3 separate regions of the Homo sapiens genome follow, and all the other regions are linked to region 2. Evidence: chromatin loops called from intact Hi-C (ENCODE). Cell type or tissue: IMR-90. All regions are shown on one strand. Links, peaks and the distances in the headings refer to the core of each region. The heading gives the core; the rest is flanking DNA. Region 1 overlaps MSRB3 (methionine sulfoxide reductase B3). Region 2 overlaps MSRB3 (methionine sulfoxide reductase B3). Region 3 overlaps MSRB3 (methionine sulfoxide reductase B3).

Evidence for each region. Hi-C counts contacts between places; a loop is a spot of excess contacts. Peaks named below come from ENCODE experiments on the same cell type or tissue, not always from the same donor. Only the 100,000 strongest peaks of a DNase experiment are listed, where the experiment ranks them.
Region 1: a loop joins it to region 2, with 2.4 times the contacts of the local background. A loop is called at or near these places in 2 of 110 quality-filtered maps.
Region 3: it touches region 2 in a loop (2.2-fold over the local background); 4 of 110 quality-filtered maps call a loop at or near these places.

Annotation. Positions count from the first base shown.
Region 1 is chr12:65,461,069-65,471,987 of GRCh38, forward strand. It overlaps MSRB3 (methionine sulfoxide reductase B3), which reads left to right. Exons shown (of 7, transcript NM_001031679.3): 7 at 2,087-5,839. The coding sequence ends at 2,254. It overlaps MSRB3-AS1 (MSRB3 antisense RNA 1), which reads right to left. Exons shown (of 4, transcript NR_120431.1): 4 at 5,749-6,066. Among named protein-coding and RNA genes, the nearest start is that of LINC02454, 140 kb to the right of the region's middle. In IMR-90, for the core only: no CTCF peak of the experiment used is centred there; a DNase peak (open chromatin) is centred at 4,063; H3K27ac peaks cover 591 bases.
Region 2 is chr12:65,321,668-65,332,586 of GRCh38, forward strand. MSRB3 (methionine sulfoxide reductase B3) reads left to right here. Exons shown (of 7, transcript NM_001031679.3): 3 at 5,159-5,267; 4 at 6,859-6,936. Among named protein-coding and RNA genes, the nearest start is that of MSRB3, 48 kb to the left of the region's middle. In IMR-90, for the core only: no CTCF peak of the experiment used is centred there; DNase peaks (open chromatin) are centred at 5,794, 6,184 and 8,844; H3K27ac peaks cover 1,701 bases.
Region 3 is chr12:65,426,172-65,437,090 of GRCh38, forward strand. All of the region lies in intron 5 of MSRB3 (methionine sulfoxide reductase B3), which reads left to right. Among named protein-coding and RNA genes, the nearest start is that of MSRB3, 150 kb to the left of the region's middle. RefSeq lists an enhancer at 4,362-5,561. In IMR-90, for the core only: no CTCF peak of the experiment used is centred there; a DNase peak (open chromatin) is centred at 4,950; H3K27ac peaks cover 1,089 bases.

The DNA of each region.
Region 1 (10,919 bases), core at 1,029-9,028, 140 kb after region 2:
AACACACACACACACACCCCTAAGGCTTTTAGGTATATGAAAACTTCATCTCTTAAATGCCAAGTGATCCAAGTGCTGGAGCTGCATCTGAGATCAGTAATTGTGCACACACACTGGTCACTGAGAGCACTGGTTCCTGTTGGACAGCACCTTGACTATTTTGGTAGGCAGAAATGGGTGTTTCCTGTGTCCGTTGGGCAAGCATATGTATTTTTACTGGTTCATCTTAGCTGTGGATGCCTAAAAATTTGGCATCAATTGTTTATAGAAAGGAAAAGCAGTCTGACCTGTCAGCCTTGATATTACCTAAACCTGCATCGAATGTGGTAAAATAATACAAGATTTGTTTTTTAGGCCTGTTTCATATTTTCTAGGCAATAGATCAAATCAGTTCAGGGTTCATTTTTAGCTCTTTAATAAACTGACAGAGTTTGCTGGCAGTGAAATGAGAATGCACTTTTAACATGGAAGTGCCATACAGTCAAAGTTGCTATTTCTGCTATTTATTAATAACTAGGGAATACTTGAGAATTGAGCTTAGCATGTTCAACAGGGAAACTAAGATTCTAGTGCTTTTCATTGTAATGAGCACTTTCTCTCATTTTTCTCTCTTCATCTCCATTTGGTGTCTCATCCCCAGTCCCTTGTGAATTCATACTCTTTCCTTGAAACTTATAAGTGTTTTATACACCAAATCAGCACAGTGAGAATTAACAAATCATTGATATGCTTTTTCTCTCATACTCTTACCTAAATCTTGACTCTTCCCTCTTCTCGAAATGCCCTCCCCTAGAGATACACTTCTTCCAGGTCCTTATTCCAAAGTCACCCCAGGTAGGCCTCTTCTGACCACCCTATCTAACATTTCATATCACCTTCCTTTTTTGCTCCCTTAGCATTGCTTTCTACCTTCCATGCTTTATAGTTCACTTGTTTTCTTGTGTACTGTCTGTCTCTCCCACTAGAATGTAAGCTCTATGAGGCCAGGGATTGTTGCCTGTACTCCAGAGTCTAAAACAGTGCCTGGCATATAGCAGGCACTCCATTAATAAACGAATGAATGGAAGTCATTTACCCCAGGCTTTGGTTTCTTTGATCCATGATAAATGATGGATTTTCACAGCCTGCTTGAATATGGTGCACCAGTGTCTCCATCTCGTTCGCCCCATCCCTGATGGAAAAGGGCAGTAGATATCTAAGTGTGACATGTACCTTCATCTCCTGGAGCTGTACCCAGCATCAACGCAGTTAGTGTAGGGGTGTTCACTGAGCCAGCCTTTTTGGAGAAACTTTCTCTGGGCTTTATTTCTCTCAAACACCAACATGATGTTCCTTCTGCCTCTGTCTAGACCTTAGGTCTCTTCTTCCCCAGCTTTTTGAATAGTCAGTAAAATTGATTTTAGCTAAACAGCTTATTGCTTTTCTTTATATTAGAGTTCATTTGGATAAAGAAGCCAGCATGACACTACTTGTTGGAAGCCAGGAAAAAAACAATTGTGTGTGCTAGAGATGTTTCCTTTTGCTACATTTGCAGCCCTGGTGACTGTGACATAAATCTATTGAGCCTTGCCATTGCTTCGCTGGGTTCCAAGAACATCCAATACTTGTCTGATGTTAAGTTTTACTGCCCATGAAAGCAAACATCACCTCTGTCATGGCCAGTTAAACAGTATCTTTTCAGTGGACTTCTGCATATCTGAAACCCACCCATCCAAAGCCAAAAGTAATGCCGGGGGAAAGATTTTATGCTGCCATGTTTCTTACAAGGGAAGATCAAGGGTCAACTTGATTCATAAAATTACTGCAGTCATTTTTCAGCTGGCTGAGAGACTTCACAGATCAAAAAATACGTGGCTCCTAAATGATTTCTGATATGCACAATTCTAGTGTTTTTTGTTCTCAGCATGTGGCGCAAAGCCTGCCAGAAACCATCTTTGCGGCTATTGACAGGCGGATTAGAAATCATCCACGATGGTTTCCTTCATTTCTCTACAGGCTGGTCATCCATTTAAACTGCTTAATGTGAATTCCTCTCAAAGCCTGCTTTGTACATGCTTTTCCCTGACGTTTTGTTCTTCTCTTTCAGTGTGGTGCTCACCTTGGGCACATTTTTGATGATGGGCCTCGTCCAACTGGGAAAAGATACTGCATAAATTCGGCTGCCTTGTCTTTTACACCTGCGGATAGCAGTGGCACCGCCGAGGGAGGCAGTGGGGTCGCCAGCCCGGCCCAGGCAGACAAAGCGGAGCTCTAGAGTAATGGAGAGTGATGGAAACAAAGTGTACTTAATGCACAGCTTATTAAAAAAATCAAAATTGTTATCTTAATAGATATATTTTTTCAAAAACTATAAGGGCAGTTTTGTGCTATTGATATTTTTTCTTCTTTTGCTTAAACAGAAGCCCTGGCCATCCATGTATTTTGCAATTGACTAGATCAAGAACTGTTTATAGCTTTAGCAAATGGAGACAGCTTTGTGAAACTTCTTCACAAGCCACTTATACCCTTTGGCATTCTTTTCTTTGAGCACATGGCTTCTTTTGCAGTTTTTCCCCCTTTGATTCAGAAGCAGAGGGTTCATGGTCTTCAAACATGAAAATAGAGATCTCCTCTGCAGTGTAGAGACCAGAGCTGGGCAGTGCAGGGCATGGAGACCTGCAAGACACATGGCCTTGAGGCCTTTGCACAGACCCACCTAAGATAAGGTTGGAGTGATGTTTTAATGAGACTGTTCAGCTTTGTGGAAAGTTTGAGCTAAGGTCATTTTTTTTTTTCTCACTGAAAGGGTGTGAAGGTCTAAAGTCTTTCCTTATGTTAAATTGTTGCCAGATCCAAAGGGGCATACTGAGTGTTGTGGCAGAGAAGTAAACATTACCACACTGTTAGGCCTTTATTTTATTTTATTTTCCATCGAAAGCATTGGAGGCCCAGTGCAATGGCTCACGCCTGTGATCCCAGCACTTTGGGAGGCCAAGGCGGGTGGATCACGAGGTCAGGAGATGGAGACCATCCTGGCTAACATGGTGAAACCCCGTCTCTACTAAAAATACGAAAAATTAGCCAGGCGTGGTGGTGGGCACCTGTAGTCCCAGCTACTCAGGAGGCTGAGGCAGGAGAATGGCGTGAACCCGGAAGGCGGAGCTTGCAGTTAGCCGAGATCATGCCACTGCACTCCAGCCTACATGACAATGTGACACTCCATCTCAAAAAATAATAATAATAACAATATAAGAACTAGCTGGGCATGGTGGCGCATGCATGTAGTCCCAGCTACTCCTGAGGCTCAGTCAGGAGAATCGCTTGAACTTGGGAGGCGGAGGTTGCAGTGAGCTGAGCTCATACCACTGCACTCCAGCCTGAACAGAGTGAGATCCTGTCAAAAAAGAAAAGAAAAAGAAAGCAGCATTCAAATGTAAGACAACTGTAAAATATTGAGCCCCACTTGGTCTAAAATTCAAAAAGAAGAACGCCTGTCCATCGCCTTTTTATAAGTCCTTCTCTCCACACCTAAAAGCAGCTGCAGCTGGAAGGGCACAAATTCCACTGTGTAAAATAAAATATTAGGGGCAACACACTTCATCAAGGCAGCAGGAATGAGAGAGAGCAGAGAAGATCAAGGATGAAGTCTTGGGTACTGAAAAATTCAGTGCTGGGCAGAAAAACTGACAGGGCAGTACAAGTAACAAACAGAATCCAAGTGGGGTGGCCCTTGTGCACAGAGCTCCAGGTGACCTCTGGAGAGACATGGGCATTCACATGGAAAGCTAAAACGGAAGCTCAAGTTTCATACTCAACATAATCTTCTGTGTGACAAAGGACAAGCCATGTAGCCTCTCTGTGCCTATTTCTTCATGCATAAACTGGGACTCATAATATTTGTAAAATGTATTGATACTCTCAGGGCAAATTCACTATATTGCTATACAGTTGAGATCAGTGTTGTAAAATTAAACTGATCTGGTTCTAATTGCCTCAAAGGCCAAAGCCCAGGCATTTGAAATGGAAAGAAGCAGAGAGGAGGCTGACTTAGCTGATTGGTATGGAAACAGTTGGGCCAAGAGCCAGAATTTCCCTTTGTAGCAACACGGCTAGTTTTACTTTGAGAAGCTCTGCTCAGCTGCTTTATAACATTAAGTCTGGCGGAATGGATGTCACTGTGCACAATAAAGTTTTCACAAGTATAAACAATGGTGATGTAAGTCAACATTGCTGTAGCCAGGTGTGAAGGTTGTATGGTGTGTGACGAATGTACATCATGTTTGTAGGTTTGGATGCTAATCTTGAATTGTAGTTTAAAAAATACGTATTTTTGTAACTCTTTGAAAGTTTATGAAGACTGACAGCTTTCCTTGTAAGCACTAAGAGAAAAAAAAGAAAGAGGGACATTTGACAATTTTAAAGAAACAACAAGAAATTAGAATGAAAATCTGTGACAAACAGCGTCAGTGTGGCCATGTCCACATTCCTACATGTCTCTCTCTACAAGCACCTCTCTAAGAAGCCTGACATCCCGGTGGACTCTTTATAGTCATGTACACTTGATTCCAGATGAGCTCTGGTCTTATCTGGATGCTCAGATAAGAGGTTTCTATCTGAGCATCCAGATGTTCCCTCAGGTTCCAAGACATTTCACCCCAGGCCCTGGGTTCACTCTGGAATTCGTAGGCTTCACGTCTCTCTAGAAATGACGTGTAAAATTTAAGACCAGACCTCAGCCATCAGCGTCCAGACCATCCTAGAAGTCTTTCCCAATCTCACAGAGAAAGCCCTAGTATTTCCCAGTGACCCCAGGATTCCACGTTGGGGTGGCCAAAGAAATAGGTCTCTCAGGGCTTTGCCACAGCCTCCAGCCCATCCTTCAGAGGCACACACAGCACCTCTCGGCTGCTCCAGCTCTGTAGGATAGCCTCCCCTGGGGTCCGTGGGACGCGGGCCACAGTGTTGAGGTAGACAAGGAGGATCAGTGAGAGGCCTCTTCCCTCTCCACAGAGACTGGATTGTCATTGTTCCTTCATTTATATCGTAGGGCTTAACATTTCACTCAAAAAAAAGCCCCTCTTTTTCTAATCCTTAGTCTTTGTTTCAAGGAAAGCCAGTTTTTCTTCTACCACATTTTCCAGGATCGACTTTAAGAAAAATGCAACATCTATTGAAAAAAAGTGGGGTGTATGCATGTGGTTTAATTCCAGATTGCTTTTGGGTTTAAGTGGTATCAAATTTCAGTATATTTCTGTCTTATGTGAAAGAAATATATTACTAAAACGTCAGTGAGCAATAATGTCAGCTGTCAAGCACTAGATTTATTTTTGCAGGATATGGAGTGCAATGAACTGAGTCAATATGGCAAGGTGTATGTGATCTGTGGGAGTTATGCCATTTAACATAGGAAGTGCATGGGACTTTCCCTCTCTGCACTCCAGCTCTTACTGTACCATTAGAAGATGCAGAATTCTGTTGGTGTGCAAAAAGTATAGCCTTACATTCAAGCAGAATGGATCTGAAGAAAGCAGCAATATCTGTTACTAGAGAACATTCCCATGTGTTTAAACTCTTCACTTCTTAGATGCATTTAAATTCTTAATGCAAATGACGTAGCAATTTGAAAACTTCTCCGTATTACTTGTGTTTAAAATGTCTTGCTTTAAATACAAAACAAATGGTAAAGGGGATTATCTTTTGTTTAGATGGTTAAATATTATTTTTGCCTTAGATAGCTTTGTAATAATTTTTCTCCAGACAGTTCAACACTTTTGAAAAATGACATGAATTTTCATTAAAAACCCTTTTCCTATGTTTATTGTATACAAGAATTATGCAATAAAATTTCTTTATAAAAATATTTTCTTCTTTGATTCCTGAAGACTCCTTTTATTTTCAGCACAGATACATGGACTGGAGTTTGTAGCAGACTGTTCTGTTTGCCTCCTTAACCAGCTGACAAGTCTGTAGTCTATATGGAGAGCCTTTCATCTGATGCAGTCTTTGGAAGTTGGGTCTCTTACAGTAGGGTCAAGTCCAACTCTCCACACCACAGGCCCTGGGAGAGGCCTCCAGGGATCTGAAAGACTGGAGGAAAGGGAAACATTTGCAGAATTACTCAACCTTCACCTCACCTCAGCAAAATCTTCAGCAGCTTGTGTATGTTTCTTGCTTAAAATATGGATTTGGGAGTTCCACCATAAAACTCTGTGGGTAAAAATGCAGGAATGATACCACGCTGATGCCTTGGCTTCTGTTAAAAAATTTGACAGGAAACTTACACTATCATTGAGGGTTGTTCTCTGTGGAAGTATATTAGGAGCTTTCCACTGCTTACAGATGATTTCACTGATAAAAGCCATCTCTACAGATAAGTTTTGGTATTGTATTATTTGTTGTTGAAATGTTGAGTTGTTTTGTATTGTTGATTTATTTACTTTAGGAGGCAGAAGTGGGATGATGAAGACTTTTGTTCTTCAGCCAATTCTTTAAGTCATACTCCTGGTATCTTAAAATTCACAGGCCAGCAACTTTATGTAGTATACCTTAGAGCACTGCTTTTCATAGTGTAGTCCTCAGACACTGAGGTATCAGCATCACCTGGGAACTTGCCAGAAATACAAGTTAATCAAAAGTTCTGGGCTGGGGCCTTAGCAATCTGCATTTTAGAAAGCCCTCCATGTGATTCTTGTGCTTAACCACTGCCTTGGAACTTTTAGTGAGAAAACTTCAATTAGTATTAATTTTAAAAGCATTTATATCTGACCCTCGAAAACGACTTTTTTTTCATCAGTCCTTTTCTTTCTATAGGGGTGGGTGGATAGTTTTTCCAAAATGTCATGCCTTGTAGCGCTTCTCGTCCCTCACTGCCCATTTGTCTTGTCCAGGAGGACTAGTCTGTCCTCATTCACTAGCACCACTTTAATTCCTATTAGCATTTCTGGACTGAGCCTGGGCTGCCCAGTGGTGCTTCCCAGTGCCTTTCTAGACCACAGGATGTCCATGGCAGGGTTCATCACAGTAATTCCAAGAATTAGAGAGCAGACTTCAGTGTATAAATTTACATATCACCTTTCTCATCTCTTCTATTTTCTTATACTTCCTTTCAAAATTATCATCATTTTTTTTAACCATTTAAGATATTTCTTCAAAGGTGCCATGTACCCAAATCTTCAACTCTTTCTTTTTGTCAGAAAACTGCTGTTACCTAGATCTTAACAACAAAACGACTTTTGGAAGATACTGACATTCGAAAAAGGTTGAATTTAAAAACTGTGTTTGGGACAAGCTTACTAGCACCCCATACAGGTTTCAAACCAGAGCTCATGGTTCTTTACACAGCAGATTGAAATTTCACCATATTTTGATGATTTTTTACCTGAAAAAGCCCTCTGCCATAGAAGAATATTCTGGCAAGAATGCTTCCCATACACTTACTCCCAAGAGGTCAGTCTTGTGGGCCAGTCTAGGAGGAATTGGCCCAAAAATGACTGTAAGCTCTGAATGAGGCAGCTCTGACACCCCTTGCCCAAAACACCTGAAAGGCTGTCCTGTGGGTGTAAAGAGCTTTTATGGAACCATCATGAAATAAAACCATGGTGACCTGAAATTTGGTAGCCAAATCAGATTCCTAGCCCACATGAGATTTTCCTAATTTTTAGTTGATTACAAAACCATACCAACTTGTCAGATTATGAATGCCAGGGAGTTAGTTTCTTTCTTTCTTTCTCTATTTTTTTTTTTTTTTTTGGAGTCTCACTGCTCTGTTGCCCAGGCTGGAGTGCAGTGGCATGATCTCAGCTCACTGCAACCTCTGCTTCCCAGGTTGAAGCGATCCTCCCACCTCAGCCTCCTGAGTAGCTGGGATTACAGGTGGGCACCACCATACCTGGCTAATTTTTGTATTTTTAGTAGAGATGGGGTTTCACCATCTTGGCCAGGCTGGTCTTGAACCCCTGACCTTATGTGATCTATTCACCTCGCCCTCCCACAGTGCTAAGATTACAGGTGTGAGCCACCATGCCCAGCCAAGGAGCCTCATTCTTATTTCAAGGTTTTCAACGCTCCTCCCTGCAGTGTCTACCCTGCTATTCCCAGTAAGCATATACTCACTCACCCTTATTATCATGGAACCAGACAAATTTTCTGGAATAAGCAGAAGGGAAAGTCAGTCAGAAATTAATAAGTGCTTAGTTCAGCACAGCCCCGACATGGGCAAGGTATAGAAGCGTAAATAACTAGAAAGCAAAGTAAAAGAGGTTTTATGTATAAATACAGCCCAGGAGAGAGTCATAATTGTTAAGTTGCAGTTGCCTGAACTTTATTCCCATGGCCTTCAATCCCACCACAGGATTTCTTTTTACCTTAATGATACTGTGGATTGAATAACCTCTGTCAATAAGTCAGGCACTTGATCCATTATTTCTACTGTGAGGTAGGTAGTCTTATCCTCATTTTACAGATGATAGTGCTAACAGCTCAAAAAATTAAGACAAATTACATAGCTAGTCCATGGCCAAGCTAAAATTGAAATCCAAGTTCCTGTGACTTCAAACACTGAGCCCCTAGCTCCACTCTGGGCTGCCTCCCATGTAGGACACTGGCTACTTGGATAGTGTTCAGCTGTGGTGGGTTTGAACCTGGGGGAAAAATGTATATAGCATTTCTTATTTGTTTCAAGTTAACTGCAATTCACACTTCCGAAACACATTCTGCATTGTGACTGTGTTATTTCAGAGAGGCCTAATTAAGCCTTCGTACGTCTTGATTTTCTTACACTTTGGTGACAGAAAGTTTCATATTTTTCTTCAAAGGGCTAACTTTAACACTCCTAATAATTCTTTTTTTTTTAATTAAAACAATTTTTTTACTTCAATAGCTTTTGGGGTACCAGTGGTTTTTGCTAACACGGATGAATTCTATGGTGGCAAATTCTCAGATTTTAGTGCATCCATCACCCAAGTAACACTCCTAAGAATTTTAACTACCACAGCAAAAAAAGTCCTATTCTGGATTCATATAGAAAAAAGAAAGAATAGAGGTGATACTAAAGATGCATTTAACCAAAATATTCAGTTTCTGGCATAGCTGATCCAGCTCATCCTTTCTCATCCAAAAAGATATAAAGCCCAGGTGGTGGGGGTGGGGTGGCTTTACCAATGTCACTAAGTCAGAGTCTACCATGGGAGGGTGAAGAAGGAGGACAGGTTCGTGAGGGCTCTCACCACACTCAGAGCATGTCTGCAGGACACATGATGGACCTATCCCAGGAACTGATGGAATAAAGAGGTTTGTTTCTGTTTGATTACAATTCATGACAGATTGATAACTGCAGAGGCATTCAAACTTGGGGTTTTACCCCCCTTCTCTTTAACACCAGAGCTTATAAGGCTATTCAGGCATCTGGTGTTTGTTAGACGGCTGTGTTGCATCATCCTTATGATTGCTGGGGAACATCTCCTAGCATTCGAACGATTGGAGGAAAGACTATGGGGCACAAAATGGCCTCATCCGGTTTACATCTTTATTACTGGCTTCTCGCATACCTGCTTACATCTGGAAAAAATCTCCAGGTAAACCTCTTGGGCTCTTTCTCTAAAGAGTAACTGTAATTATTAGGGCTATACCCGAATTCAGCTTAGAATAGGTATGTCGCTGAACTTCAGCCAAAACCCTGTGCCTGTCTAAAAGAGATTTTCTTTTTTTACATCCAATTACATAGGAGGGGCCTTTTGCCCACACATGGCCAGTGGGGTTCCTGATTCTTTATGCCCAAGGCTTCTATTTATGCCCTTAGGGAAAAGACAGGGAAACTTTAGGGAAGAAACAGAGATCTCTTCAAATCTCCTCAGTGTTTTTTCCTCACTACCAAATCCCAGAATTCTAATATGGATTGCAGATCATGTCAAAATTTTACAAATGCTAAATCTTTACCCTGCTAGGTACTATCACAAACTTTACCTTACTAACCAACAGCATCAAAACAAAACAAAGAACAACAACAATAAAAATTACAAACAAAGCCAACTACCATCTCTGTTTCCAGCCTATCCCTCTAGTATATGGAGTTCATCCATTCAGCATGATTTATTGAGCACGTACTAGGGTACCAGGTACCATGCTTGGCACAGGAAACCCCAAACTGAATAAGACTCCCTGCGTCATGCAATTAGCTGGAAAAACAGACCTGCAGCTAATTATGCATAATACTGGCATGTTGCATAGGGTTATGCAGAAGTGTGAATAAAATGTAATGAAAACTCAACTGGGAGAAGGATGAATTATCCTCCCCTAGAAAAGGGATGAAGCAGGGAGAGTGGCAGTCAAGGAACTTCACTTAGAGATGAAAGTGCAGCTGGGTCTTGAAAACTACGTAGTCTTTCACATAGGAGAGACGAAAACAAGGTGGTTCAGAGAAACAATTGGGGTGTGATCTGTAACTTTTTCAAACACATTTCTGATTATTTTGATAAGTAGTTGTTGTCTAAGATCATCTCATAAGATGCTTTTTTCCATTTGCTTCCCCCCTCTCCTTTTAAGACATATATATATATATATGTGTCTTAAAACATGTATGTATATATATCCAGGCACACTTCATCTTACTGTGCTTCACTTTATTGTGATCCACATATAGTGCATTTTTTACAAATTAAAGGTTTACGGCCACCCTGCATTAAGCAAGTTTTTGGTGCCATTTTTCCAGCAGCATGTGCTCACTTCATGTCTCTGTGTCACATTTTGGTGATTCTTGCTATATTTCAAACTTTTTAGTGTTTATTATTACATCTGTTATGGCAATCTGTGATTTAGTAATCTTTGATCTTACTCTCATAATTGTTTTGGGGCACCACCAACTGAGTCTATATAAATGGCAAACTTAATAAATGTTGTATGTTTTCTGACTGCTCCAATAACAAGTCATTTCTCTGTCCCTCTCC
Region 2 (10,919 bases), core at 2,040-10,039:
AGTTATGGTATATATTTTATATTTTATTCTAAAAAATGGTCTAAATTTGACTTTTCCAAATGGCCAATTATTTAGAAATTCTAACACTATACTATGCCTGAAGTAAAAATTTGCTTAGTTTTCCAGTGACAAACTAATAACCAACCAAATTTACAGTGAAAAATAAAGTATACCACCTTTAAATATAGCAGCAAGGTATTTCAACATGAACTTTACTGTTTTAACCTACTAAACTCAAAGCAAAACAAGACATTCTTATCTCTTATTCATTTATTATCTTGGGAAAATATTTAATAGTTTCGTTTTTTCTGATTCTAGAACCAAAATTAAAGTTATGGGATCCTTAGGTTTTGTTTTGTTTTGATTTTTCACACCGAAATATAAAATTTATGACTTAAAAGTACTCTAAGGTTTAGGTAACAGATCTAATTTACTTCTTAATAGGAAGTTAAAAAAGCCTTTCAACGTTTCATAGACTTTGTGAGAATCCTGTATGAAACTTGTCACTGACCCTATGTTGAAGGAGTAAATACAGGGAAAAGAGACATTGGCTAATAGATAAATGTATGTAACTTTTCTGATGTACTGAGGTGATTATTACTTTTTCCCCCTTATTATTTTGTTAGTTTTTAAGCTGAAAGTTATTGTATAGTTAGAGAAGAAAGAAGAAAAGTTGTTACATAATTTTTCCTGACAAAATATGATGACTGGCTGGGTGTGGTGGCTCACACCTGTAATCCCAGCACTTTGGGAGGCCGAGGCGGGCAGATCACCTGAGGTCAGGAGTTCGAGACCTGGCCATCATGTCGAAACCCCATCTCTACCAAAAATACAAAAATTACCCGGGTGTGGTGGTGGGCGTCTGTAATCCCAGCCACTCTGGAGGCTGAGGCTGAGGCAGGAGAATCGCTTGAATCCGAAATGCAGAGGTTGCAGTGAGCTGAACTCACACCACTGGACTCCAGCCTGGGTGACAGAGCGAGACTCCATCTCAAAAAAAAAAAAAAAAAAAAAGAAGAAGAAAGAAAATATAACAACTATGAGTTTTGCAGTCAGACAGCCCTGGGTTTGAGTTGATAAGTCTACTTGCTGTTTGTCCTTAATAAGGTATGTTATAACCTCTCCACGCCTCAGTTTCTGTATCTGTAAAATGGGCATGACAGCCACGTTCTAGAATTATTGAGAAGATTAAATGTATTTATGTGAAAGTGCCTAGACATGTGCCTGGCATGTAGGAGGACTCAAATTTTAGTTTTATTTTCTTCCTTCATTTCCCACTTTAATCATAAAAACAAGATAAGGTGTGAGGAAAATACTGTTCCCAGGGAATTATTATAGAAAAAGAATTACCAATAAAAGATTGCTGCACACTAAATACTGGACCTGGCTATCTTTTAAAATACAATTTTAACCTCAGAATTCACTGTAATCAAAATGAAGTAAGTGCTAATGGCTGTGATCCTTATAGCAGATCTTTGAGGGTGGCAACACATAGCAAAGGTGACTTGCTTCAGGTCACGTGGCTGGGAAGCAGGCAGAGCCACAAAGCAAACTGTTGCTGTACGTTTATTTGTACTAATAGCAAGAGCTTCATACTGGGGCTTCGAAACAATACTGGCCTTGAGGCAACAACACAGGACAAGCTTCGCTATAAAAAGAGACTTTGGACATATTTCAATAAATAAAATATCCTTGGACTATGTTCAAGATGGAACTGATCTATCTCAAAGTTACTCTGTAAGGAACGGTGTTATGATTAGATACCAAAATGGCAATATTATCTCCTCAAATATGTAATTGTGTTACATGTGTGTACACACACACTCACTTGTGCCTTCAAAAGACACTATTAAACATTTAAATAAAGGGAAAAATCTTTCCCAAACATACTTCTAAGCCAATTTAGAGGTCATTGAACAGATGTCATATAATACTAATGTTAAATTACCCTGTGTAATAAGAAAATTACAGTACCTAAGTGAAGATAGTAAAGGGAAACCATCCAATGAATTACTCCAGAATTTCAAAATGAAATGATTTTTTCAAGATTAACAGTGGCACCATATGACTTTAGAAAAGTGAGTCTGATAGGGAGAAGGGAAATAAGAGACAAAAGTGAAGCTTTTCTGTGTTTATATATACCAATATTTGGTTCTGATGATAGAAGGGCTAATGTAATAGTATAGCTTTAAATTGTCCAGGAAGTATATTATTATTATTAAATGGTGTGGCAAGATATTTATTAAAATCTGACCAACTTCTCATTGAATTGTTTAATGTAAAATCACAATAGTTGTTTCTAGTCTACATATATTTCCTTTTGGTATTAGATATACTTTGAAAACCTAATTATTTTGAGAATATAGTATAACCAAAGAATGAAAATGTACAAAGTTTGACAACTTTAAATAATCACTAGTATTTCTTAAAGGACAAACCTCACTTACAGTTAGGAAACAATATTTATACTTAAGGTTGAAAAGCCAGGATGTAAAAAAATTTTGCTAATTTGGAAGATGACCTTTAAGTGCACCAAAACCAAATAATTTGTAGGCTATGACATAGGGCACATTCCTACAAAATTTGTGTGAATACTGCTTTAGTGGTTCTTGAAAGACAAACAAAGAAAGCTGGAATGAAATCTTTATTCCCCTCCCAAATAAGACGGAGACTAACAAAGGAGTACAGCAGCACTCTTTCAAGGCTTGCCATTAAAACGAGGTCTCTGTAGCACAGTTAATGAGATGTTTCATAGTGGAAAACAATCTGTTTTTAAGAATGTTTAGATCAAAAGTAATTTCTAATCTATGAAATAAAGTCTCTTCAATACCCTTCATTCACTAGTAAAGCTTTTATGTTTGTATTATTTACTTCAATCAGATGTTTTCAATTTTACCTTTTTTTCTTGTACAAATACTTGACATGGTTCATCAATACTGACCAACGGTTTTATTCTCTTCGGAAAAGAGAGATTCATGAGAGAGGGAGAATGAAAAAGAGAGAAACATCTTTGCCTAAATGATTTGCAAGCATCTGTGCTTTAAGCTACTTTTTATGAACACTCCTTAGTAAATGACTCAAGGTAAAAAGGCAGAAAAGCATCCAATGTTAGGAAATTGCAATCCAATACCATGTAATTTAAACCTGCAGTTGCTTCTCTTGTACTAAATGACATACAGATGGGTAGCTTAGTTCTCTCAACTTTGGGAACACAATTGGTCTTTTTGTATGAATGAACGTATATTAACAAAAATATTTTGGATAGAATTGTTTGATTTTAATTGTACATATTTTAATTATGCCATTGAAAAGAATAATTTTAACCAAGTCATTTTGTCATGTTAAGTTTGCATTTAATGATTTTGTGACAGTATTAACTAAGATACAACCCTTCCAACAAACACATGAGAATAAAATAATTTTTAAGAAGTCTGTACTGAATTAAGCAGAAACTCACCTATCACTGTTGACTGATTATTTAAGAAAGAGCCACTTTGCATTCAAGCTATTGAGAGGCTTGTTCTGATAGGACAGACATTTCTCAGGGAAACATTTCTACCTAACCGTTGATAACAGCAAAAATACAAGTAGTAGGTATTTGGATAAAGCCTAGGATAAGACGGGGTCCAGTGAGATGAGAGATCAACATGCCATTAGTGACATGCCTGCTGTGCCTGTGGATCTTTGCAGGCCAGGGAAGGGCTGAAGTATTTGTGGAAGGTCAGCAGAGGTGCTGTCTGACAACCTGCAGGCCCACTCCAAGGTGTATCTTGCTCTTTGGGTCTGGCTTGCTCTTTTGCTGCCTCCATTTTCTCTTGTGGAGAATCAACCGCTCTATCTTGGTGGCCCGGATTCTGCAAGCTGATATCCTTCTTCAACACCACAGTCAGGGTAACCGGCTAGACAATATTTTCCTAGTTTAAGGTCAGCGATCTCATACTATGACATTAGGTACCTTGAACGTAAAAAAAACGGGAAGCATTTCCACTCCTAATCATATTTCTTTATATTTCAAAAGAAGTTGCGTTTAGTATTTGGGAAACTAAGCAAGCTTTCTTCTAGTAACTTCAAAACATGGCAAGAACTCTCTACATTTAGGACCATCTGCAGGCCTCTTTCCCACTGTGATGGATGGCAAAGAAAAGCAATTTTACTGCAGTGAGTAATGGCTACCCTGTCCTGGAGTTATATTTCTTTTCAGTCATTTGCTCATGTAAAATAAAATACTACATATAAACAGGTGTTGTCTGAACATTTTACTGCAGGCTGTATAGGTTGAAATAAAAGCTGCCATTGTTATTAGAATCACATTAGAATTATTTCACCATTCAAATACAGTTAATCAGTAAAGTCTTCCTAGATATACTTTGCAAAAAGAAAATGTAGGTTTCTAAAAATATTCACATTTCCTTTTTTCTTTGTCTTTCTCCCTTTCTGTTTTTCCCACTCTTTCTTTGGAACTTCTTGAATCTGCATTAGTGAAAATGCCTTCTCCTGTAGTTTATTGAAAGTTTCTTGCTGCCCATTTAACATGGTAAGATACAGTCTTTGAAGAGATATACAGAATCTTTATACTTTGAAGGAGTATACAGAATCTAGTGAAGTTTCTGATGGAATCATGGAGAACAGTAATTCCTGGTCATAGAAAAATATATTTTTAGGGCTCAAAAATAGGATGGTAGTTAAATCATCCACAATGGAAATGGAATTTTGATGGTTTCAGGCTATTCTACTAAGTTGCAAAATTATTGCAGACTTACGGTTTAACATAATATGCCCATCATTTTATATATACAGTATAAATGTTTGTAAATAGACTTATGCTTTTGAATTTATTTGAAAAAAAAAGGGTTTCAGGATACTGGGAGTTATAAAGCATGTACCTTGTGAATGATCAGTGAATTTTTAGTATCACATGCTAGAGACTGGCTGTAGCATATTGTCACTGCTCCAGTGGAATCATCTGAATCTTAAGAAACATTCATTTTAAACGTAGAGAAATAATCAGCTGCAGTTCAGGTAAGCATTTCCAGTGCATTAGAGACTGGTCTGGTCATTGACAAGTGACTGCAGAAGCTGTGCTGTGGCGGTCAGCCAAAGCAATTATTTAGGATTCAAGCTAAAAAGGCTTCTTCTCCCATATCCTCTCTCTTTTCAGGGTCGTGTAGGGATAAAAAGAACTGTAAGGTGGTCTTTTCCCAGCAGGAACTGAGGAAGCGGCTAACACCCCTGCAGTACCATGTCACTCAGGAGAAAGGGACCGAAAGGTAAGGTGAGCTTTAATAAAAAGTCATTAAGAGCTAGATTTCTTCTCCCCCTGCCCTCTGCAGTGCTTTTCCTTGCCAATTAATTTAAAGCATTCTATACTTACTTGCTAAAGTCTATGAATTAGTATCCTTGAAAAGGTTAAAATGGTGTTGTTTAGGTTAAGACTAAGTTTTATTTGTTCTTTTCTCCATTTAATGAATACTGCATATCTGATATAAAGTCACAAAGCTTTTGTTAAGGGCCTGTTTTTAGTTTACTACAAAATGTGTGGAAGTAACAGCGATTTAGGTACATTTTTTGGGAAGACATCACAGTAAGCAAAACCATGAGGGACTTGGCACTATGCCAGGATGCTGAAATTTTGAAGGTGGCCATTGTAAGTATAGACGTTTTGGCTGCAAAAAGAAGGTAGCATAATTTAGTTCTTTTCTACCCAACTCCAATTTCTTTTTGAAGCACATGTGGAGAAAGTATTTATTGGCTCATTTGTGGTTGGAATGTCAAAAATTTTCAATAACTGCCCTCACATGGCTTTGGTCCTTGGAAGTTCGCCCTAAGTCCTGAAAAAAGAGTTTGTTCACTTCCAAGACTGTTTTTAGTGAATAAAGCCTCTCTCAGCTGATTCCAGCTCAAAGGTAACTTGCCAAGGTCCGACGACTTTGTTGTCTAATTTATACCATGGAGCTTGGCGTAAGACCGTAGCTTACCTCTGATCCAAATTTATTAATGATGTAACTTCTTGTTTTCATTCATGAACTGAAAGAGCTCTCTACTACACATGGGATCCCTGTTAACAGGCAACACTCTCTTCCTGTCACAGTATCTACTGTTTACTGAATTTACCAAATGTTGAATCTCTGACGAAGTCCAACCTTAGCATACAATGAGCTAGCAGTGGACTTCAGTCTCAGCTTGCGAGGATTTCTATCCGTTCTGTTGTGTACATGACTAGCAAAATGATTTAATGCACACAAACAACCAGAGATTAGGTCATTCTTAAAAATTCTGTTTATAAAAAATTTGGACCTCATAAAGAGGGTGAAAGGATAATAAAAACAAGCTGCAGAGCACATAGACTTTTTGTTGGGCTAGCACAGCTGATTTGTATTAGCTGAATGACCTCCTAGCCTTTAAGATTGTTAACTTAGAAAAATATTCCCTTAAAGCTGCAATATTCCTTTTCAAACCAAAAAATAAGACTCCTTCCACTTGAAGTCTTGGACCCTTCTGCATTTTCTGGTATATACTCTTGCACACTGTAAAGTAGCAAAATCTTATGTAATGTTCTTTCTGTGAATCTAAACTACAGGCTTTTTTTTTTAATAGAAAAAAATCTTTTTCTAAGCATTACATAACTAGATGGCTTGATTTTTTTATGTAACTTGCACTAGTTTGGAGTAGTTATATGCACATTTTATTATATAGATTTGAAATATATTAGTAAAGTTCAGATTTCCATATGTTTGGTTTGTTTTCATTCTAGTACAAAAAGCCCTTGAAAGATTTATTAGAGAAATATATTTTAAGCAAATACATTCTGTAAGAAATAATGCTAACTTTAATTTTTTAAATGATCTGTTTATTTATCAGTGCCTTTGAAGGAGAATACACACATCACAAAGATCCTGGAATATATAAATGTGTTGTTTGTGGAACTCCATTGTTTAAGTAAGTATGTTGAAAACCTATAGGTATGGCTGTATCATAGATGGCAGCAAACTAGTTATTGCTTTTTCATCTTAGAATCTTTCCATTGCTGAATTTTCTTCTGTTTGTTTTTCTATTTCCATTTACCCCCAACAAAACAAAAGTAATTATTGATTTCATGGTAAATTACCAGTGTGACAGACTGGCTGATTTTGCACTACTTGGATCTTTAAAATACCCAACATTAACTTGTTCATGTCAGTAACCATGGTGCTTAGCAGAGCTGTGAAAGAGATTTTGGCAAGCATAGAAATGTTTATGCATTTACTGATTTTTTAAATCTTCAAATGACAGCCTTAAATATTTATTGGAACATAATGAAAAGTTCTTCATGTATATACTTCACATTGAATAAAATCCACCAAGTAGATTATACTTTTGCAATGAAGGGAAATACCTGTATTGAATGTAACATGGGAACATACCTTTACATAGGTAAGCAAATTATGTAATATGAGGTTAACAGTTTTTGCATAGATTCAAAATCTTTATTTTAAAGATCCCAACAGTTTACCATAAAACAGGCAGCACACTGGACTTTCTGACTAAAATAGTTCATTCAGATAGTGTATTCTGGAGATTATGGATGTTATTCAAGAAAGGGAAATCTTTACCAAAAACTTATTTATCTAGGTGGAGAAAATTCTAGAAGCCCTATGCTTCCCATGGGTTGCTGACTTGGGGGAATAAAAAGGCAGAAACCTTAATTGGGAGTAAATGTCATTGGCTGGGTGTGGTGGCCCAGGCCTGCAATCACAGCACTTTGGGAGGCCAAGACGGGTGCATCACTTGAGGTCAGGAGTTCGAGATTAGCCTGGCCAACATGGTGAAACCCCATCTCTACTAAAAATACAAAAATTAGATAGGCATGGTGGTGTGCGCCTGTAGTCCCAGCTACTCGGGAGGCTGAGGCAGGAGAATCACTTGAACCCAGGAGGCGGAGGTTGCAGTCAGCCAAGTGTGCCACTGCACTCAAGCCTGGGCGACAGAGTAAGATTCCGTCTCAAAAAAAAAAAAAAAGTAAATGTCATTTATTTAAAATGGAATTACAGAGTTTCTTAGGGGAAATAAATAAACAAGGATCTGATACTTGTAGCTAAAACACACTTAATATCTCTCCATAAATGTTTCTCTTTTAAAAAACCAGCATTTACTGATTTTCCAGAAATAACAGGAAACAGTGGTTTCCTTGAAATTAAAAAAATGTTTCTTACATTGCACAAACCTTATTGAACATTACCATTGGTTGAGAATCTGTTCTGAATTCTTACGTATTCCTTCTGTTAAAAAACCGACCCTTCAAATTGTCACCCATTTCCTCTCAGAAAACACACTCCGTATATAATGTTTCAACACCTTTAGCTTATGTCATAATAGTTGATATAACACTTAAGATAGTTGCTGAGCCATGTTAAACTTGTTAATATCCCAAATGGTAAAAATTGGCCACATCCCCTTTACTTTTTGATTCAGATTCTCCATCCCCTTCCCTACCATGTGATTCACTAAAGTATGGGATCTAAAGAAAACTTACTGTTTTAAATAAGAAACAGAACCACTGTAAATGAAGGGTTTAACCCTTGTGAGATTTTTGAGTCACAAATCCTAAAAGCAAGACCCTTATCCAAACATAGATGCTAGTGGGAGTCAGGTTTCACATTTGATGTGATATTGCCTCTATTTCATCTACTTCTGTGCTTACAAGGAGAGCTTTTATTTTCCACATTTATAAGGAATGTGATTTAATACTTTCATTCTACTTTTTTCTTCTTTTAATTGTTTGCTTCTTTTTTACTTGCTTTCTTGTCTATTTTGGGAAAAATTCCTTGCTGTATCCTTCACTGGAGAATGTAGTCGAGTAGCTCATTGGTCTAGTGCCAACTTCTGTATGTGTACTTTCCTGAAACTGATATGTCTGAGAGTCTGTGGTTGGCTGCGTCTTCCTCCCATCTCCTCTATCATGACCACCCTTCTCCCACCTCACAAAAGATGACATACCTTTCACCCAGCCCAAATCTTACCATGTATTGCCCTGGGGTACAATCTCCAGGGCATCAAACAAAATGACAGTTCGGCAACTTTAAAGAGACTCGAAAGCAAGGTTAAAAAAGTGTTGGTAAAAAATAGTGAAATCGTATTTCACCTTGGCAAGGCTCCTGGCACAGCACAGTCCACCTCCCTGTCTGCCTGCTTGTCTGTCTCTCCATCTGCTGACTGTCCATTCATTTTCTACTAGCCTACTTAAGTGAGAAGGCTGCCATGAGAACATGTATTCATATCTTTATTCAAATGAACAAAAACGAAATAATTGGAAGTCTTTTTTTCGGACACAGAATACATCCGATTTGGTTGATTAATTTGACAGTGAGGACTGGCTTTGTAAATTATATGGTGGACTTCATCTGCTCAGTGATCTAAATATGTATCTCTAAGGTTTTGTCAAATCTACATTTTACGTATGTGTAAAGTACACAAAACACCAGAAAATTAATCTTCTGCAATTTAAAAAATTTCTGATAAGACATTTTAACTTAATTTAAATATATGAGGAAGCATGTATCAGTCAGCACCCAGTCAGGACACAGAATACACAGTATTTTGAACAGTAAGGTTTACAGAATTATGAACTGTAAGAGAGGATTGTGGTAATAAGGGATTGGGTAGTAAGAAATGAAAAGAAATTCTAAAGAATACAGGAATAGCAGACATAAGAAACAATCATGACTCCTAGGAACTGAGATAGATAGCCCTAGGAATCCTCTGCACCCCTCCGTACACACAGGGCTGAGGGCTAGACCTTGTTGGAGAGGGCATGGCTGTTGCCACTAAACAGCAGAGAAGTTGTTATGGTGCCATGATGGTGCAACTTGCTGGAGCTTTCCTGAAATCTGAAATTTGCTGGAAATTTACCCTCTGGGATGCTGGGGAAAGCTGTTTGCAGGGCATCTCAGTGGAGGCGCTCCACTACCAAACCATGTGAGCGGAGCGCCAGGGGAAGCTGCTAGCCGCTGGGTGCTGCTCATCGCTGTGCACAGAAAGCAGCACCTGGCACTGAAGAAGCCACTCGTGTAGCTGGAAAGCAGAGTATGCTACCTAAGCTGGGTGCAGAAGGAGCTGTGTGCTCTGCAGGAGTTGGTTGCTGGAAAAGCTGCGTACACGGGAGGAGATGGGTGCAGGAGAGTCCAGTCACATAACAGGAGCCTGGCACTAGAGAAGCTGCCCACATTGCAAAAGCCTGGAAGCAGAGAAACTGCATGGGCTGTGGGATCTGGATGTGAAATATGCTGCAAGCACTAGAGGAGCTTGTTAAGCAAGCATCCTGAAACCAGAAAGGAAAGGGCTTTTGCTCCTGGAGTCTGTCTCCTGTGCCCTCAGCTGGCAAAGTTAGACCTCATGCTGGCTGACAAAGAAAGAAGTATTTAAAGGGCCCAGCCCCATTTTAGCAGAGCAGGCAAAGAAGATGGATTTAGAGGCGAGAGGCTCTAACTTTATTTGAGCACAAAGTCTATTTTTTAATATCAAAATTCTTTTAGGGGTTCAGGAGCAAAAGTTTCAAAACCACTCACTAGTCTAGTAAATTAATGTCACTATCAGGGGCCCTGTAGGTAATTGGTTTTATGCTTTGAACAAAAGTGTAGGAAACAATTGAGGTGTGTGTGTGTGTGTGTGTATGAAAAGTGTGTGGAGTTTCCGTTTGTTAGAAAGGAGTGAGGGTAGAAAACTAGACAGAACAGATTAACTAGAGGAACCGTATGAGAAATACTAGTGGGAGGGAAATAGATAATACAGAAGAAATAAGAAGAGTGCTGAATTTCAAGTATCTAATCACACCGGGGCCTGTTGTGGGGTGGGGTGAGTGGGGAGGGAAAGCATTAGGAGATATATTTAATGTAAATGACAAGTTAATGGGTGCAGCACACCAACATGGCACATGTATACATATG
Region 3 (10,919 bases), core at 1,890-9,889, 100 kb after region 2:
TTATGTTACTATTTTTTGTCTGTTTTTTAAGTTTAAAGTATTTCCTTTAACATTTCTTTTAAGAGGGTCTGGTGATGTTGAACTCACTTAGCTTTTGCTTATCTAGGAAAGTGTTTATCTCTTCTTTACTTCTGATGGACAGATTTCCTGGGCATTCTTGGTTGGCAGTCCCGTCCTCCCCCTGCACTTATATCACCCCACTCTTTCCTGGCCTGTAAGGTTCCTGCTGAGAAGTATACTGCTAGCCTTATTTGAACTCCCTTAAATGTGATTGCTTCTTTCCTCTGGCTGTTTTCAGAATTCTCTCTGTCTTTAATTTTTGACAGTTTGATTATAGTATGTCTTGCTGTAGTCTTACTTGGATTGAATCTGATTGATGATATTTATTACCTTCCTATACCTGGATATTTGTATCTTTCCCTAGATTTGGAAAGATTTCTGCTATTATTTCTTTAAATAAGCTTTCTGGCTCTTTGTCTCTTTATTCTCCCCCAAATCCTATAGCATGAATATTTGCTCTTCTGATGCTATCTGATAAATCCCTTAAGGTTTTATTCCTTTTCATTCTTTTTCTTTTATTCTCTCTGACTGTATTTTTTAAGATAACTTGTCTTTGAGTTCATAGATTCTTTCTTCTGCTTAATCAGTTCTTTTTACTTCTCTATGGGTTTTAAATTTCATTCCTTGTATTTTTTGGCTCCCTAATTTCTTTTTTAAATATAATTTTAATCTTTGTTAAAGTTCTTGTTTTGGTCTTACAGTGTTTTCCTAATCTTATGGAATTATTTCTCTATATTGTATTGAAGTTTGCTGAGCTTTCCTAAAACAATTGTTTTGAATTCTTTGTCAGGCAGTTTGCATATCTCCATTTCTTTAGGGTCACCTACTGGGAAATTATTGTGTTCTCTTGGTAGTGGTATGTCTCCCTGGTTTTTTATGTTTCTTGTTGCCTTATGTTAATCTTTGCACATTTGGTGGAACAGTCACCTCTTCTAGATTTTATGGGCTAGCTTTGCTGTGGAAAGTCCTTCTTTTATTGGGGGCTTCCAGGGAACTTGCTGGGTGGGGGATGTAGCAATTCTAGCACCAGTGAAGGTGCAGCTGTGTATGTCTCTGCAGCTCTGTCAGCTGAGGTCATTGTTGATGGAGATTGCAGTGATACTCAGCAGCTGATACCACAGTGGCAGTGAGGGTTTCTGGGTTTTCTGTGTCCATAGTGGCAGTGGCAGTGAGGATTGTCCACAGTGGCAGTGAGGGTTTCTGAGTTTTCTATGATAATGGCAGCTAAGGGCCTCCTGATTTCTTTTTCTTTCACTGAGGAAGTTGTGGCTGAGGGGATTTCTTTTGGCACTGGATTTGGCTTGCAGGCCCACTCGCAGTTTGGTGTGGCACTAGTGTCTGATGAGTGGTGCCCATGGAGCAGCCATGGAGCTGAGGCCTGAAGCACAGGCACAAAAGGAAGGAATATGGCTCTGGGCTCTGGGGTGTAATGGCACTAGTGTCCAGTGTGCAGGCACTCTCACTGCCACACTGATAACAGTATGTAAAGCTCAGATTCTTGTAAAGTAGCCGGGGAGTCAAAAACTAGAGCACAAATGTGTGTAGTTACAGTGGTTTTGGAGTCAGAGCAGGGCCTAGCTCACTGTGGTGGCTGAGCTGGTGCCTGGAGTGCAGCCATGCACAGCAAGAGCTTAACTCTAGGTTCTGGAGTACAAATTAGCTTGCTAGTAAGCTCCAGTGTCTGAAATGCTCCAGTGTCTGAAATGTGGACAAACCCAGTGCAGCCACAGGACCCAGGTCTAGAGTGTGAGGACTCAAGAGGTGTCCAGAGTTGAGGCACTTAGGGGATTTGGAGAGTTGGTGGCTTCTTTCCCAAAGCAGCTCAACAGTGGCCACTTCTTGGGTTGGTGAGGTGTGTGTAGCTGTGTCTTCCTCTCTGGGGTTCCCTGTGAAGAATAATGGTTTGTTATTTCAGTGGCAAAAGATATTGTTGTCATCTGCAGAGCAGGCTGCTGAGGACCATGGTGGTTTTCACCACATGGCTGATTCAGACAACCTCTGCTATTCTTCTTTGTTCTGGGCAATATCCTGGCATCTCAGGTATACTGATCTTACCAGTTATTTATTTTCTGTGTGTATATTTTTTTTTTGCTCCACTGTATTGTTGCAAAATCTTAAATAGGATCTTGGGGACTCTCTGGGGTTATTTTGTTTGGAGATAGCTGTCTATGTTTATTTTGGGGGTGCTAAAGGGAGAAAGCTGATATCTCCTACTCTGCCATTGTGGTTACATCCCTATTATTCATTTATTCTTTTAAACACCAATTCAACACTTGCTCTAATGGACTGGGCATTGAGTATATATGGTACAGCATAGACTCAGGCCCTTCCTTAATTAAGTGAGTTTTTAAAATAAGTTTACAAACAGGAGTACGACATTATTGGCACTAGCAAATCTAATCATGTAACCCCTCTGCCCAGAGTTTTTCCAAGGGCTTCTAATTGACTATGGGATGAAATATCCCTCCCTTTGCATGCAATCAAAGGCTTTCATGACCTAGACCTTTCTCTGTCTATGTTCAATTTCTCTACTTCCCACCCCCATCTTTAGCAATTGGTATTTTAGAAAACGCTAAACTAATTCCCCAGAATGCATTGTGCTGTTATTGTTGTTTCGTGCCCCTACATATGGGGTGTCCTCCCTTGGAATATCCTTTTTTTCCCCATAAGATAGACATGGGGTTTCTTTCTACTAGAATTATATGCCCCTTGTAAAACAGCTCTCTTATGATTACTTACCAGTCTCTATTGTCTTTATAATTTTTTTGAGGGTGGGACTGTATGGTTGCCTCTTGTTTTACCCTTGGCCTCTAGTATAGTTTTAAACACATCCATTAAGTCAATATCTACTGCCTTAGGGACAGGAGATACAGTGGCAAACAGACAGGGCTCCTGCTATTAAGGAGTTACTAAACAAGGAAACAAATAAATGGGATGATATTTGATAGGAGCTATGCAGGAAATAGAAAGGATCTATTTAACCCTTTGATATTGTTGATCCCATGATAGGGAATGATGGTGGTAGGTGGAGGGAGACGCTCATTTAAATAGGCATTTCAGGGAAAGCCTACTGAGGAGGTGATATCTGAGCCAAGGTCGAAAGTATGAGAATACAACCACACAAAGAGCTTGGGGGAGTGTTCAAAGCAGAAGAGAAAGCAAGTATTTGATATGTTACGGCAACCAAGAGAAGACCAGTGTGGTTGAAGCACAAGGGGAAGAGTGGTTTGAGATGTGTTTGGAGAGGTAGGCAGGAGTTGGATCATGCAGGTTTTTGTCCACCTTCAAATATTTCTTGAACTGAATGTGTCAAGCCTGAAATCAAATTCTGCATATTTTGTCCTTATCCTCCAGCATATCCTTAGGCTTCATTTCTCTCCAGCCATGTTCCCACTGGGCCCACTGCAATAAGAGTAAGAGTGTCATACATTTCTCTCCAGTTTTATTAGTGGGATTTTACCAGATCTGGAAATATTAAAGGAAGGAAATTGTTTTCAGTGTTTGGTCTTATGAGTAGGCCTTTAACAACAGCTATATCATAATGAATTCAGGATGATGTGAATGATGATTGCAGAGGAACTGGATATGCACAGTTCATACAGACCTCTAAGTAAAGCTTAGAGCTTGTTTCATTTGCTTCTGGTTTTTATCTCAGTATGATCCAGCAACCTAAAATAATGAAAGAAGAGCTCCATTTCCAGTGACCAGTTCAGTCCCTGCACTAGCAGAAAGTTAGTGTAGAATCCAATGCAAAGATCACATGTAAATTCTAGAAATTTTACTACATTTTTTTTTCAGAGATGACAATTGAATTGCCTGCTTTCCTTCCTTCCTTCTTTCTTTGTTCCTTCCTTCCTTCTTTCCTGAGCACTGAAGGATGTAAGTGCTGGTTTGAAGAATCTAAAAGGCTTCAGGGTAACAGTGAAGTGGACGACACATTCTTCTTCCAGCTGCTGCTGTTCACAACACTTCTGACAGTTAAAATACATCACACATTCTCTTGTCCTTTTAATGTAAACATTTACTGTTTTAAGTGGACTATAGAATCAAACCAAAATAGAAGGATGCAGACTGATATTTCAGAGGTGAAGCTAAGCACTAGACTAAATTAAATAAGAGTAATTTGCAATCTAACACATAGTTATAATACATATTGTACATTATACTCTGTTTGTCCCTGGGAAAGATTAAACAGAGGGCTTTCATTGCTTGCTGTATTTTTACAGCCTGTTACTAGAAAAGAATTTCATATAGAACAGGCAAAATTTTGAATTGGAATTAAGTTAAAAATAAATGGAAAAAGTAGTAAGGTCAGGGTAGCCTCCTTGGTGTTGATTTTCTCCTATGCTTAAGCATCATCTGAAAGTCAAGAAAATGATCGCATCTCTAGTTTTTGTTGTTTGTTAATTTCCTCAGGAAAAACTTGACCTCCTTCTTTCTTATTACGTTGGCATCTGTCTTAAGCCTTTGCCTTCAATTCTTATAGCTTCTTTCAAATTGTATTAAATTTGAAGACTAAGAACCTTCAAAATGACTCACATTTGAATCCTGGACCTACTCCTAAGCTGACCTGTTCTAGTTTTTAAAAATGGATGTGAAATTTTGCTTAGAATCCTAGAAGTTAAAAATGTGACATCCTACAGAATGCCACTTCATACAGGCAAGTCTGGTGCCCTTAAAGTTAGTTTTACCCTGAGAGGAAAACTTAGAAATGAATACAAGTTCAAGTTTGCTCAATTTCTTGTTTTGCTTAAAATTTGCCTACATAACACATAAATTCATCAAACTCCTTTCCTAGTGACAATACTTCATTAGATTACTTTAGTGAGTATTCAGGAGATTTTCATCTTATGAGTCATAAAATTCTTTTATTCCCCAAAGAATTTCTGGTGTCTGATTGGAATTTCACGTCTTTGTAGTTTTAGCTGGACTCTTTGAAGCAGTTACTTCCTAAATGACTGTATTCCTGAGGCCTGCATGTAATACCTGGGGAGCTGGGTCACAGGTTGACTCCTGTTTTTCAAGAAAATTGAAAAATCAATCTCTTTCATTGCTTTAGTCTTAGTAATTTTATTCAGAAATTTTCTTAAACTTTTTAACCTCCTCCTGTCATGACAGAGAGGTTTTCACTTGCTGCCTATACAGTTTCCAGCATTAATTTTTTTGTGCCTACTTAGGCCCGTTTCTGTCTATTTCTGTGAATACATCCCAGCGATTTAATGTTAGTATGTTTCTTGCCTTTCCTGTCAGGTTTTCATCACTCGTTTGGTATAAAGGAAAAGGGGATAGAATTACAAATATACTGGACCATGTAGCTATCGATGAGAAATGTCTTCAGATATCCTTTTACTTTTTTCTTCTTCTTCTTTTTTTAAAGTTCTTTTTGAAGGAGGTGAAAGTCAGGTTATAGTGGAAAGCCAGAACCATTGTGTGTTCCTATTTGAAAAATCCTGGGAAGTGAACATGATACTTTTTGACATGCGAGTTTCAGAAATTCTTAGTGATTATTATAATACACACTCCGCTTATGTGCAGAGCTTCATCTGCATGCACAAGTCTTTGTGTGTTTTAAAAGATAATGCCTAACTCTTCTGTTTATAAATGGCAGTAGCTGAGTATGCACAGAAGAGACTGAAGTCTAAGTCTGGATGTGCTATTTGGCTACATTCAAACAGCATGGGACAAACACAAAATGTAAGGCTAGTAGAATATTGACACTAACAAATTATTCGGAAGTTGGTTATTAGGAAATCTTTCACTGGACTTCAGTATCTTTGGTTTCTTTAAGAACAAATCTAAAATTTTACCCCAAAAGCTAGGTAGTTATATATTATTTGTATTATGGCTCCTTCAACACATAACTTTTTTAAACTTTTAAATCAATAAAAGAAGGGATTCTGTCTATAAAACACAAAGGAATACACCAAGTTAATGTTTTAGTTGATTAGTATATTATTTTGAGAGTAGAAAAAAATCAATGCAAAATTACTTGCTATTCACATATATGCAGAAAATGTAAGTCCTTGGAATGTAGCACACATTATCATTACATAATCTATATCCATATGCTGTTTATAACAAGCTGAAATGTTATACCCTTGAGAAAAGAACCAGATTCTGGCACAGGACTGTTTTGTGGCAAGGAAAGATGAATGGATTCCAAAATTTTAAAAGGGGGGAAAAGCTTGATGGTTCCACAAAAAATAAGAGTTGAAATGGGGATTTAGAGATATATATGTTAACACAAGCTGACAATTAAAGCAATTAATTTCCTTCTTTATCTATATCCCCTCCTAGCTCTTCTAATCCTGACTAAGGTAAATGGATTGACTCACCTTTTTAGCAGATGAAGATAGGAACAAAGATATCTGGCATTACAGCCTGTCTCCCCATCCCCCGCCATCCCCATTTGTAGCTTTTTTTTTTACAGATGTTTTTTTCCATTAGTTAGAATAGTTAGTTCTTAAAGCAGTTAGAGACAGATCTGTACCAGTCAGAGAAGCAGTGGTTCAAGCCTGTTGGCTTAATTGCTTTGAGTATGTTGCTAATGATGCTGGGGCCACATGTTAGATAGCCAATGTGAGCGTTTTTATGCAGTGGAAAAGGTCTTTCTCCAGACAAATATTGTACCTCTAATCCTTTTATGAGTAAATCTGAGATAAAGGGATTTGTGAATTTGTCAGTGACTCATTAAAAATATATTCTGAGTCCCTTAGGATAGCTATTATTAAAAAACAACAAAATAATAAGTGTTGGAGAGGATGTAGAAAAATTGGAATCTTATACTAGTGGGAATGTAAAATGGTACACTTAATGTGAAAACAATATGTCAGTTCCTCAAAAAATTAAACATAGAATTACCATATAATCCAGCAATTCCACTTGTAGTTATATATCCAAAAGAATTGAAAGCAGAGACTCAAACAAGTATTTTTTCTCCAGTGTTTATAGCAGCATTATTCATAGTAGCCAAAAGGTATTTTTTTCCTTGACTCTTTTCATTTTAGTTTCTTCTGTTACAAATTTATCTTTCTTTAAAATTTCTTATGGAGTCATATTCTGTTAAAATTTTCTTTAGAGTGTGAAGTATTTGTGGTTTGATTTCTTTTCTGTTTTCTGGGATAAAACTTCCAGAAAAAAACTTCATCTTTTTTCTCCAAGTTCCTCTTAGAATTAAAAAAAAATTTTTTTAATTGTCCATGGTATTCAGTGCAACCACAATTTTCTAATGTCAAATTTCAGTAGTTCTTCTGGTCTCAGTCTTCTGCAGTACCTCACACCATCATGCACAGAATGGTGTGAGGGAGATACTTTACACCATGGCCCACAGACCTGGGAATTATCACTCTGGCCTTTCTGAATTTCATCACCCTCCTGCTTCACTGTGATGGTCTTTCTCCAAGGTTGTTGTATGATATTGATAGCTTTCCTAGCTTTCAGGACTGAGAAAATATTTGTCTTTTCAAAAATTCATTTTGTTTCATTTAGTTTCTGCTTAGGGAAATCTTTAAGTCTCTACACTGCTCCCTTCCCCAGGGTTGCTATTTGGGTTTATATTTTGCATGTCTCCAAGATTCTCTCTTAGCTTCCTATCCTGCAGCCCAATAAGAGACGACCCATTCCACTTGTATATCTCTGGTGCCTCACTAGATGTGGCAGTTCAGGTTTTCTGAACCACCTGATCTGCAGGGAGTACTTGATCTCTTCCTTTATTTTCAAAGATCTTGGCATATTCTTTTGAAATCCTCAGTGGTGGAGAGTCTTTGCACTTTGAGGTGCTTACTTTTCTAAGTGTGAACAAATTACCCTTGCAGCAGTCTTTTCTGGAATCTTTTGGCTTAAGGGCTCCTCATTTAGTGTATGGGGTCCGTCCTTTCTCCATTTTTTCTTTTTTTGAAAATTAGACAAGTAGAATCTTACTGTCTGCTTTGTATCCACACCTAGGAGCTAGACCTACACATCTATGTCTACATTTCATTTCAAGTTCTTGACTCAACCCCCTAATTTCAGTCCAGCTCCTTTGGAATTGGCATTCCTCCTTTGATCCTTCTGCCCCAACTCTGGTGTCTGTCTCCTATAGGATTTGGCTGAGATCTGCCCGTCTACCTCTGTTCTAGAATATCCTTTAGATCACTTTGTCCACCCAGGGTGCAGGCAGTTTAATATCTAGTTGAGAAGATAAGTCTAACATGGTAAGACAACAGACAATAATATGAACTATCACCAAGTAAGTTTTATTGTATAATAGGTGTTGATAGGTGTCATAGCCATTCAGAAATAGTGAAGAATATTTATGGAAAGCTTCAGTGAACAGATGGGACTTGAAAAAGATATTAATAAGCGTTGGGACTTGGAGTTGTAAAAATTCCAGTCCAGTGAAGGAACATGAATGACGGAAGAAGGTGGGAAGGAGCTTGGCATATGGATGCAACAATGAAGATTTCCTCAAAATACTCTATTTTCCTTCCATTAATGAGATAGTAAATAGGAGGCTCTTAAAGATTGTTTCCATCTGGAGGTTACTATCATGTAAATTCCTTACATTTGTGTGGTGATTAGCTATTTTAAATGCACTGATATAATTATATCATTTGGTCTTTGTAACAGCTTTGTAAAATCACAGATGAGTAAATCACATCCTAAGTATCTTGCCAGAAATTTCATTGCTCATGCATAGTAGAGCCGGGATCGATTTAGGCAGTGAGAATCTTGTGTCTGGGAGACCAGTTAGATGTTATCTACACAGAAAATGGTGAGGCTCCAAGTTTTGATGGTGGCTGTGGAATGGAGAGGAAGGGATGGAAATTAGAGGTAGACTCCACGGCACTTAATGACTAAGTGGATATAGGAGTACCACATATGTGCTTTGAATATTGGTAACTGAAAGAGTTGTGATGCCATAATTAAGAGACAGGAACATATATGTAAGTCAAGTCCCTGATTTGTAATTTGAAGCCCATTTCTTTTGTTGTATAAGAGGTGGTAAAGATCTCTTTCTGACTCATTGCACCTTGTTTAAAATTTTTTGTTGCTTTTCCATCTTTTGGCCAAGATCAAATCTATATTTTAAAATGTTTTTCATATGTTTCAAGACTGTTTTGAGTTTACTCTTTAGTATTTTCTCTGCCAGGCTACGTAATCCTAGTTGCTAGTTTATTTAGCCATTTCTATAGGGATGTTTTTAATGCTTTATTATATTTGTGATTGTTTTCTGAATCTTTGCCAGCTTCTCCACGTGTCTCTCTGATGTTAAATTCAGATTTGGTCATAATATTTTGTCAGAGCTATAGTCTGAGCAATATTGATTTTGAACAAAGAGTAGTACATCAAGTTTCTTAAAATTTGTACACCTGTTTGTTCACAGCAGTATAATGTTACACTACACTGATGACCCAGATTCAGGTTATATTTTCTATAAAGCACTTTGAAAGATTTTGATAACATTTTGTGGAGATTTCTAGGAAAGATTTGATAGACTTGGAGGCAACATTTCTTCTACTCTGAAAGGTAAAGGTCTTGACATTCATTTCTCATAAGAAAGGAATTTATCAAAGTAGCAATAAAAGATAAGGCTAGAGTTAGTAACCCAAGGTCTGTGAACCCTGAAGCTTGGTATATGTATTTGGATTAATTTTTTTCTAGGGAGAGTCCAGATATTTTGTCCATTTTTTCAATAATAGATGTGGCATACAATTAAACTGTATCTTCCATGCTTTTTCCATTTAATACATCCTACTTAGAAAAGTTAGATAGTGAAAAATGATTATATTCTAGGAAAAGTCATGGTAGTACACCCCAGGTAGGAATGAGAAGTTTCAATATAGTGTCCCTGGAATATTCAGGCATAGGCTTTAGATAAGGAGTTCTTAACCTGGGGTCCTTGAATTAAACTTAGAAGATCCATGAATTTCGATGGGAAAAAAATCCGTATTTTATTTTCACTAATCACAATTTCCTTGAATTATGATATATGTTACAGATAACCCACAGAAGTACCTATAAGTTTGTCACCAATAGAAACCACAAATGTTTTCATATCATAATACAGTCATCACAGATATCTCAAAATAACATTTACACTAATTACTACTTCCAAATTATGATAATTAGTAGATCCACCATTAAAGCTTGTTATGTAATGTGTTAATAAAGAAGCACATATTTACTATATAACGCATTTGTTTTTTTTCAGTATTTTGATAGCAGTATTTAAAGATCATTTTTCCATTGTAATCCCATATATTTGTTCTCATGCATTTAGAAACATTTTCCTGTAGGCTTTGCCAGACTTCCAAAGGGTCTGGAACAACAATAAAAATTCAAGAAACCCTGATTTGGGTGTTATAGCATCATTTCATCATTTCTAGAGTTTTTTAATTCACTGAACATTAAGCAATTCAGGATTTCATTACATAATGTTGTTTATTGAGAAGAAAATTTACAAAAATCATTAATCATCTGGTAGAATGTGAACTTTTCTAGCTTTCAGAAATGTTTCTAGCTTCTTACTATTTTATTTCTGTTCATCACTAGTTATATTCTGTAATAGACTGTCTCAACTTGTCAACTCTCTGAGCTGCCACAGAGATTGTTTGGTGTAGGATTTAGAAGAAAGAATTTTGGAGACAATCTTGGATTTACATGCCAACTTCACTTAACGGTGCACAGTAAAGTGGCCTTGTGAAAGGTACATAATAATCTCTAAACCCCAGTTTCTTTACCTGTAAAATGGGAATAAATAGGATGTGTACACAATATATACGACAATAAATGTAAAGCACTTAGCATAACATCACAAATAATAACAATAATACTCATTGGAGATGGTCCTGTGTGTGGCCTTATACTTTCTATTCCAG